Regions from separate parts of the Homo sapiens genome. Here region 1 is linked to region 2. Evidence: chromatin loops called from intact Hi-C (ENCODE). Cell type or tissue: HCT116. All regions are shown on one strand. Each heading gives the region's core, and the rest is flanking DNA. Links, peaks and the distances in the headings are about the cores only. Region 1 has its middle 9.6 kb from the start of URAD. Region 2 has its middle 180 kb from the start of USP12-AS1.

Evidence for each region. A loop is a pair of places that touch in the nucleus more often than their neighbours do. Peaks named below come from ENCODE experiments on the same cell type or tissue, not always from the same donor. Only the 100,000 strongest peaks of a DNase experiment are listed, where the experiment ranks them.
Region 1: a loop joins it to region 2, with 3 times the contacts of the local background. A loop is called at or near these places in 9 of 110 quality-filtered maps.

Annotation. Positions count from the first base shown.
Region 1 is chr13:27,995,642-28,001,030 of GRCh38, forward strand. No RefSeq gene overlaps it. Among named protein-coding and RNA genes, the nearest start is that of URAD, 9.6 kb to the left of the region's middle. In HCT116, for the core only: a CTCF peak has its summit at 2,456 (motif pointing left); a DNase peak (open chromatin) is centred at 2,470; H3K27ac peaks cover 257 bases.
Region 2 is chr13:26,944,844-26,950,232 of GRCh38, forward strand. No RefSeq gene overlaps it. Among named protein-coding and RNA genes, the nearest start is that of USP12-AS1, 180 kb to the right of the region's middle. In HCT116, for the core only: a CTCF peak has its summit at 2,278 (motif pointing right); a DNase peak (open chromatin) is centred at 2,318.

The sequences.
Region 1 (5,389 bases), core at 290-5,289, 1.1 Mb after region 2:
ACATCTCTCAAAAGAAAACATACAGATGACCAACAGATATATGAAAAAATGTTCAACATCACTAATTATAAGAGAAATGCAGTTCAAGCCAGCAACAATGTATTAAAAAAAAAAAAGAGAGAGAGAGAGAGGGATAAATGCAGGCTGGGCATGGTGGCTCACACCTGTAATCCCAGCACTTTGGGAGGCCAAGGCAGGCAAATTGCTTGAGTTCAGGAGTTCAAGACCAGCCTGGGGAACATGTGAAACCCCATCTCTAATAAAAATACACACACAAAAAATTAGCCAGGCATGGTGACACATGCCTGTAGTTCCAGGTACTTGGGAGGCTGAGGTGGGAGAATTACCTGAGCCCAGGAGGTTGAGGCTGCAGTAAGCTGAGATCTCACCACTGTGCTCCAGCCTGGGCAACAGAGTGAGACCCTGTCTCAAAAAATAAAAATTAAAAAAAAGAGAGATGATGACCGGGTGTGGTGGCTCATGCCTGTAATCCCAGCACTTTGGGAGGCCGAGGTAGGTGGATCCCTGAGGTCAGGAGTTTGAGACCAGCCTGGCTAACATGGTGAAACCCTGTTTCTACTAAAAACACAAAAAATTAGCCAGGCTGGTGGTGCTCGCCTGTAATCCCAGCTACTTGGGGGGCTGAGGCAGGAGAATCGGTTGAACCCGGGAGGCAGAGGTTGCAGTGAGCCAAGATCGCACCATTGCACTCCAGCTTGGGCAACAAGAACAAAATTTCACTTAAAAAAAAAAAAAGAAAGAAGAGAGAGAGAAAGAGAGAGATGCAAATTAAAACCATAATGAAATACCACCTTACACCTGTTAGATCGGCTATTATAAAAAGATGACAGAAACCGTTATGCACTGTTGATGAGAATGTAAATTAATACAGCCATTTTGGAAGACAGTATGGAGGATCCTCAAAAAACTAAGAATAGACTCACCATATGATCCAGTAATCCACTGGGTATATGTCCAAAAGAATTGGAATCAGTATGTGAAAGAGATGTCTGCACAACCATGCTCATTGCAGCACTATTCACAATAGCCAAGATATAAAAACAATCTCAGTGTCCAGCAACAGATGAATGGATTTTTAAAATATAGTATGTATACACAATAGAAACTACTTAGCCTTATTTATTTATTTTTTTTCTGAGACAGAGTCTCGCTCTTGTTGCCCAGGCTAGAGTGCAATGGCACGATCTCCTCTCATTGCAACCTCCACCTCCCAGGTTCAAGTAATCCTCCTGCCTCAGCCTCCAGAGTAGCTGAGATTACTGGCACCCACCACTGTACCCAGCTAATTCTTGTATTTTTAGTAGAGATGGGATTTCGCCATGTTGGCCTGGCTAGTCTCAAACTCCTGACCTTAGGTGATCCACCCACCTTGGCCTCCCAAAGTGCTGGGATTACAGGCATGAGCCACCAGCCTCGGTCTACTCAGCCTTTAAAAAACAGGAAATTCTGTCCTTTATGATAACATGGATGAATCTAGAGGACATTGTGTTAATTGGAATAAGGCAGACAGAGACAGGCAAATATTGTATGATCTCACTTAGGTGTGGAATCTAAAAAAGTTGAAGCATGTAAGTAGAGTCAAATGTTGGTTACCAGAGGCTGGGGCGGGCAAGATGTGGGGGAGAGGTGAGGGGAGAAGTTTGTCAAAGGGTCCAAAGTTTCCGTTAGACAGCAGGCATAAGCTCTGGTGTTCTATTGTACAACACAATGACTGTAGTTAATAGGAATGTATTGTATACTCCAAAATGGCGAAAACACAGGGTTTTAAATGTTCTCACCACAAATAAATAATAAATATTTGAGGCCGGGCGTGGTGGCTCACACCTGTAATCCTAGCCCTTTGGAAGGCTGAGGCAATTAGATCACCTGAGGTCAGGAGTTCGAGAGCAGCCTGGCCAGCATGGTGAAACCTCGTCTCTACTAAAAATACAAAAATTAGCTGGGCGTGGTGGCACACACCTGTAATCCCAGCTACTCGGGAGACTGAGGCCATGAGAATCACTTGAATCCAGGAGGCGGAGGTTGCAGTGAACAGAGATCACACCACTGCACTCCAGCCTGGGCGAAAGAGCAAGACTCCATCTCAAAAAATGATAATAATCATAAATAAATAAATATTTGAGGCGATGGATATACTAATTACCCTGACTTCATCATCCCACAATGTTTACATGTATTGAAACATCACATTGTACCCCATAAGTAGATACAATTATTATTTGTCAGTTTAAAATAAAACTTTTAAAACCCAACTGAATACTGAAGAAATGAATTGAAGCTATCTGCATAGAGGGTTGTTTTCCTTCGAATCAGCGGATTGGCTTTTTCTTTCATTCTGCTACTTAAAATCTGCCTTTCCAGGGGCAGGCAGGGCGTAGTCGCGAAGTCAGGCCTAGGGCCTGAGATCAATTTTTTAAAGAAGTGCTAGGGCGCCAGCTGCTGGCAAGATTACTACAAAGGCCTAGTGGAAAGGGCTGCCCTTGTGCAGCAACAGCCTATGTAGGAACAGCAAGTTGCATTCCTCCTCGGTGTTAAAAATAGGTAGTTATGTCAGGTACAAAACTTGACCCAAACTGAAATAGAATCTGTGGTAAGAATTTGGTTTAATAAGAGTTGATTTTCATTTCTCCTTAAGAGGTTGTACATTTTATGTGGGTTTTTTTACCACAATAAAAAATAGACAGATATGATAAAAAGAGACAAAATGAGAATTACAAAAAGCTAAGAAAGAAAAGTAAGGAAATACAGAAAATCACATAATAGTAGAACCCAACAGTCATCTCAAGGTAAGTGTTAACAGGGGACTGGAGACAGCAAGTTATTAGCTCAAGTTTCAATTTCCTCAGAAAAAATTGGTATAAGTTTAGAACCTAATTCATAAGGTAGTTAGGAAGATTAAATGAGATAACACACATCTAGTTCCCTGCACATAACAAGCCCTTCACAGATACACATATTGGGCAAATATTGACACATTGTAAAGAATAAAAGGCATGTCTGACAATATAGCCAGTATGATTTCATTTACATAAAAAAGATGTGTGTGTGTGTGTATATGTAACTATGTGTGTGCAGTTATATATATATAAATATATATATTTATATATAAATATATGTTATATATACATAAATATATGTTATATATATTTATATATATTTATATACATATAAATATATATATTTATATACATATATAAAAATATATATATATTTATATATAAATATATGTTATATATATTTATATACATATAAATATATATTTATATACATATAAATATATATTTATATACATATAAATATATGTATATACATATAAATATATATTTATATACATATAAATATATATTTATATACATATAAATATATGTATATACATATATATATGTATATACATATAAATATATATGTATATACATATAAATATATATGTATATACATATAAATATATATAATATTTATATACATATATATATTTATATTTATATGTATATACATATATATTTATATTTATATGTATATACATATATATATTTATATTTATATGTATATACATATATATATGTATATAAATATATATATTTATATGTATATAATATACATACATATATATATATTTTTTTGAGATGGAGTTTTGCTCTTGTTGCCCAGGCTGGAGTGTAATGGCTCCATCTCGGCTCACCACAACCTCCACCTCCTGGATTCAAGTGATTCTCCTGCCTCAGCCTCCCAAGTAGCTGGGATTTACAGGGATGCGCCACCATGCCCCGCTAATTTTGTATTTTTAGTGGAGACGGGGTTTCTCCATGTTGGTCAGGCTGGTCTCAAACTCCCAACCTCAGGTGATCCACCTGCCTCGGCTTCCCAAAGTGCTGGGATTACAGGTGTGAGCTACTGTGCCCTGCCATGTAAATATATTTAACAAGAAGATGGGGGAAATATACCTCAAACTTTTTTATTTTTTCAGAGACAGGGTCTCACTCTGTAGCCCAGGCTGGAGTGCAATGGTGTGATCATGGCTCACCACAGCCTTGAACTCCTTTGAGCAATCCTCCCACCATAGCCTCCCAAGTAGCTGGGACTATGGATACACACCACCACTCCCAGCTAGTTTTTACGTTTTTTTTTTTAATTTCTGTAGAGATGGGGGTCTCTCACCACATTGCCCAGGCTGGTCTTGAACTCTTGGCCTCAAGTGATCCTCCCATCTCCGCCTCCTAAAGTGCTGAGATTACAGGCATGAACCACTGCATCCAGCCAATACCTCAAACTTTATCAGTAGTTTTCCCGAAGTAGTATTTTGGGATTTGGGTTGTACAAATAAAAGGTCCCACTTATTATTATAGGTAAAAATAAAAAATAGTTTATTTTTTTTTTTTTTTTTGAGACAGAGTCTCGCTCTGTCGCTCAGGCTGGAGAGCAGTGGCATGATCTCGGCTCACTGCAACCTCCGTCTCCTGGGTTCAAACAATTCTCTGCCTCAGGCTCCCAAGTAGCTGGGATTACAGGCACCTGCCACCACGCCTGGCTAATTTTTGTATTTTTTAGTAGAGAGGGGGTTTCACTGTCTTGGCCAGGCTGGTCTTGAACTCCTGACCTGGTGATCCACCTGCCTCAGCCTCCCAAAGTGCTGGGATTACAGGCGTGAGCCACTGCGCCACTGCGCCGGGTCAAAATGATTTGATTTTTAACATCAAGCGTATTTTATGTTTTTACTTGAGTAGGTAAAAAAGTGATTGACTATGTATACTTATTGTATCTTGACTGTATACCCAAATCAGAGTTAAGCATACAACTTGGCATAAATCATATCTGCTTTCAAACTTCTTAAAATCCTGTTAAGAAGACAGGACATTTACTTAAGAAGATAAATAACAGCATAAGGTAGGCAGGCTCTACATTGAGATACAGACCAGAAGCCCTTACATTTCAGTGCAGGAAGCCGTCACTCATGGGCTCGGAAACTGGCGAAGACCTGAAGGAGAAGAAAGAGCTGAAGTCTGGTCAGGAAGCAAGGATGTAACTAGGAAGAGCAGAAGTTGACATTCCAAGGAGAGGAAAACCAGAGGTGGGAATGTTCAAGACACACTCGCTAGAGGGACAGGCTAAGCAGCCAGTGCTGAGCAATGCTGAGGCCAGGCTGTGGGTGCATGGAGTGCTAGGAAGAGAGTGTGGCTTTTGCTGCTAGACCCTGGGAACTAGCTGCTAGATCCCAGGAAGCCCTGCAGGCAGCGACATATGCAAATCAGTACTTTAGGAAGATGAACCTGGCAGTGGCTTAGAGAAAACACTGAATGGTGGAGAGATTGGAGGAAGAGTTAGGTGAGGAAGGAGTCACAGGATCCTTGGGGTGTTGCTTTGCCAGCTGGAA
Region 2 (5,389 bases), core at 158-5,157:
AATATAGCCATCTCTGTTCACAGATTACATGATCTTGTATACAGGAAATTCTAAAAAATCAACTAAAAACTAATCAGACTAATAAATGAGTTCAGCCAAGCAGCAGGATACAAGATAAGAGGCAAAAATAAATTGTATTTCTATACATTTGCAATGAACAATAAAAAATGAAATGATAAAAACAATTTTAAAACTTAAAGAAGATCTAAATATATGGAAAGACATCCCATAGTCATGGATCAAGAGACTTAATATTGTCAAGATGACAATACTCGCCAAAGTGATCTACAGAGTCAGTGCAATCTCTATCAAAATCCCAGCTGACTTCTGTGCAAAAATTGAAAAGCCAATCCTAAAATTTATATGGAAATTCGAAGGACCCAGAATAACAAAAACAATCTTGAAAAGAAGAACTGAGTTGAAGGGCTCACAATTCAATTCCTTATTTCAAAACTTACTGCAAAGCTATAGCAATCAAGACAAAGTGGTACTGGTATAAAGCTAGACATAAAGGTCAATGAAAAGGAACTGACAGTCCATAAATAAAGCCTCACAATTACAGTTAATTGATTTTCATCAAGAATTTCAAAACAATTCAGTAGAGCAAAGAATGGTGTTTTCAACAAATTGTGCTACAACAAATGAATATCCATATGCAAAAGAATGAAGATGTACATTTATCCCACACCATACACATACACAAACACACACACACACACACAACTCAAAAGGGATCAAAGACCTAAATGTAAGTGATACAACTGTAAAACTCTTTGAAGAAAGCATATGACTAAATCTTCATGACCTTTGATTTGGCAAAGGCTTCTTAGATATGAGACCTAAAGTATGAACAACAAAAGGAAAAACAGATAAATTGGACTTCATCAAAATTAACACATTTGTCCTTCAAAGGACACCATCAAGAAAATGAAAAGACACCTATTGAAAGGAAGAAAAATTTTGCAAATCATATATCTGATAATGGGATTGTATCATATATCTGATAAGGGAATTGTAAAGAACTCTTTGCAACTCAATAACAAGAAGAGGAACCACTTGATTCTAAAATGAGCAGAAGACATGGCTAGGCATTTCTCCATGGAAAATACACAAATGCCCAGCAAATACATGAAAACATGCTCAACATCATTAGCCATCAGGGAAATGTGAATCAAATCATAATGAGCTACCTCTTCACACCTACAGGATGGTCAGATTAAAAATGACAACAACAGCTGGTGACAATGTGGGGAAAGAAGCGTCAAAATATTAAACGTAGTTAACATTTGACCCAGTAATTCCATTCCTAGGTATATGCACACACAAAAAATGAAAACAGGCTCACACAAAAACTTGCACATGAACGTTCATAGCAGCATTATTCAAAATTGCCAAAAAGTAAAAACAGCTCTAATGTCTATCAACTGACGAGTGCATAAATAAAATGTAGCACATTCATACAAAGGAATATATTCAGCAGTAAAAAGGAAAGAAATACTAATACATGATAAAACATAGATGGGCCTTGAAAACACTAAGCTAACGAAAAAGGCCAGCCAAGAAAGACCACACAATCAAGTGATTCTGTTTATATGAAATGCCCAGGATAGGCAAATCCACAGAGACAAAAAAGTAGCTTAGTGGTTGGCAGGGCCTAGGAGAGAAGGGGAGATCGAGGGGTCACGGCTGAAGGGTATGGAATTTCCTTGGGAGGAGATGAGGGTGTTCTAAAATTGTGATGATGGTTGCACAACTCTGTGAATATAAGAGCTAAAAACTATTCAATTGTACACTCTAAACAGGCGAGTTCACTGGCATATGAATTACATCTCAATGAAGCAGTTATGAAGAAGAGAAAGAAGGAAGAGAAGGAGAAAAGGAAGGAAGGAAAGAAGGGGAGGAAGAAAGAAAGGAGAGAGATTCCTGCCCCAAAGACCTTCTTAAACTAAAGACAGTTGGAGAACACACTCTAGGCTCAGATGTGTCCTCATTGTGTCCGTGGGTAAGATGAATAGTAATTAACTCTCCTGCCAATGTCCCCTGCCACAGCTTCCTCTGAGCAGCAGGGTCTGGGACAGGCAAAGGGAACAAAGACTGTATCTGCCATGGCCTCTATCACTTCAGGGCACAATGCTGACTCTAGTCCCCCAAGTAGTATAAAATACTTTTGATAGAGCATGACTTTTTACCTACGCTTGACCAGAAATGGATCCCTGTGTAACCCTGTGTACAGAAATTACTAATCCTAGCTTTAGGATGAAGTTGCTATTGGTACAAATAGCCACAAGATGACAGTGTCGTCCTACTCAAATTCTTAACACAAGGCCCTGTCCTCAGCTCCTCTTCATAAGAGGTGTAAATGAAGTGATGCTAGTTTCCTGCCCTTCTGAGAACACTAGGCTTGAATTGTATTTGAATCAATTTTTTTTTTTTTTGAGACGGAGTTTCACTCTTGTTGCCCAGGCTGGAGTGCAATGGCATGAGCTCGGCTCACTGTAACCTCCAACTCCAGGGTTCAAGCAATTCTCCTGCCTCAGCCTCCCAAGTAGCTGGGATTATAAGCATGCACCACCACGCCCAGCTAATTTTTTGTATTTAGTGGAGACAGCGTTTCACCATGTTGGCCAGGCTGGTCTCAAACTCCTGACCTCAGGTGATCCACCCGCTTCGGCCTCTCAAAGTGCTGGGATTACAGGCATGCACTACCACACCCTGCCATGAATCAATTATTATAAAATAACTATTAAAGTATTAGCTAAATGAGAAGGAATCATGCTTAGGATTAAATAGCCCTTCTTTATTAAACCTTCTTACCAAAAATGTGATGGGAAAACTATTCAAGAATGAAAGCAAAGATTGCATTTTGATGGTTTCAACAGAAAAATGGATAAGCATGATATGGTTCATACAAGCAATGGAACATGATTCAGCCTTAAAAAGGAAGGAAATTCTGACACATGCTACTACATGGGTGAACCTTGAGGACATTATGCTAAATTAAATAAACCAGTGCAAAAGGAAAAATATTGTATGATTCTACTCATATGAGGTATTTAGAGTAGCCAAACTCATAGAGACAGAAAGTAGAATGGTGGTTGCAGGGGCTGGGGGAAAGAGCGGGGAGTTGTTTAACGAGGACAGTTGCAGTTTTGCAAGATGAAAGAGTTCTGTAGATAGTGGTGATGATGTGAATGTATTTAATGTCACTGGTGCACTTAAAAATGGTTAAAATTGGTAAAGTTTATGTGATGTATATTTTACCACAATATTTAAAAAGTAAGTTACTTTTAAAAATTTTCAGAATCATTTTTTGGGGGAGCATTGAAAAGTCCTCAGATGAGATGGTCACTCCCAGAATGAGGCAGAGAAGCGGGAGGGGAAGAGGGTGTCTGGAGAAGGGTGGGCACAGGCCCACCAGCCCAAAACATCCCTCCCCACCCTTTGCTGACCCCGCTCCTCTCGAAGCTTCTGGCCACCCTGCTGCTCAGCAGCTCAGATCCAGGTGGCTGAGGGCCACTCTGGATGAGTACAGGAGTCACCAAAATTCACATTTGGGTAATAGCTTGAGTCAAAAGGTGCTGAGAGCTTCCATTAGGACTGACCTCTGGAATGGGCCCCTCACCGGGCCTGCGTCCACCCCACTGCTGTCCTCTGGATGAAAACTAGCAGTTAGGTCTACAGGGTGATGCTTCCATTGAGCGCTTTTGTTCCCTCCGGCACTGTTGTCAGAGCAGATGACACCCCTCACCCCTCACCCTCTGGAAGCTCAGGGTGGTCCCTCCAGTGTCTCTAGGCCCTGGAGTCACACACTGGCCCCTCCAGGCTCAATGGCCCCTGGGGCCCTGTAAAAAGGAGGTAGGCTCTGCAGTCAAGGTGACCTTTCTCAGCTGCAATTTTGATTTCCCCTGAGGAAGGCCCCAAGGAATCCAGGGCTGTGTAAGGAATCCTGGCCCTTCATGCTGGGAGCCAGGATTAAGAATTCCTATACACAGGGCTGCCTAGTTCCATGTCTAGTCAAGGGCAGGTAGAAAGGCACACCCTATCAAAAGTATCAACCAGGCCCAATGGCATGAGCCTGTAGTCCCAGATTCTTGGGAGGCTGAGTTGGGAGGATCATTGAGCCCATGGGGTGAGGCTACAGTAAGCTGTGATTATGCCACTGCACTCCAGCCTGAGTGACAGAGTGAGACCCCCCATCCCAAAAAAAAAACAAAAACAAGTATTTTCATTATTTGTACTGTGGGGGGCGGGGTGGCAAAGTCTGTGTGTGATGATGGTGGATTTGGGACGGTGATTGTCCACAGCACAGGTGAAGCCACTATGCAGAGGGAAAAATCTCTCCCAGATGCCCCAGCACACAGGAACACACACTCTCACGCTTGCACACACGCACCACTGGTCATTATTAAATCGATGTGATTAATATGTGCACGGACAGGCCAGGTGCAGTGGTTCATGCCTGGAATCCCAGCACTTTGGGGGGCCGAGGTGGGTGGATCACAAGGTCAGGAGTTCAAGACCAGCCTGATCAACATGGTGAAACCCCATCGCTACTAAAAATACAAAAATTAGCCAGGTGTGGTGGCGGGCACCTGTAATCCCAGCTACTCAGAAGGCTGAGGCAGGAGAATCACTTGAACCCAGGAGGTGGAGTTTGCGGCGAGCTGAGATCACGCCACTGCCCTCCAGCCTGGGCAACAGAGCAAGACTCTGTCTCAAAAAAAAAAAAAAAAAAAAAAGGGTGCACAGACAATATAGAAAGCCCCTGAGGAGCAGATGTTTGCAGCCTCTGTGAAACTATCTGGTATAGAAGCTTTCCTATTTTTCTCTGGGAACAGTGATGTCACAACTCTGCAGAAGCACCTCCAACAGAAGCCGAATCAGAGACCCGGGGAGGCCTGTGCAAAATGCTCTTCTCCCGGGCAGGTCCCAGCCCAGGCTACCGTTAATATGTAAACACCGAGAGCTAGAATGACCAGGAGGCAAAGGGAAAGAGAGCTAATTAGATAAACCTTCATGCTTACAACCCCATTAGTTAATTAAATGATCACTTTACTGTGCAGAAAGTGAGCTGTCAGACTAATCCAAGTGTTACCAGCTTTATGGGGTCCGTGGGCCCTTTACAAGCTTCCTCTGCTCCCAAGTGTCAAATTGGGGCTGTATTGATAGATAAAAGCAACATCGAGCTGCTCTGATTGCGGCCTTTCCCTTCGATATCTTTATACTGTGCTATAAAAGCCTATTATACTTAATTTAAAGAGTGAAAATTGTTGACATCTCTTTCAATTGCTAATCTTTAGGAAACAATGAATGGAATATTATTTGAAAGGAATAAAGTGCTCGCTTTATTGGAGAGTAGTAAAAATCTAATAGTTGGCAAAACAATATG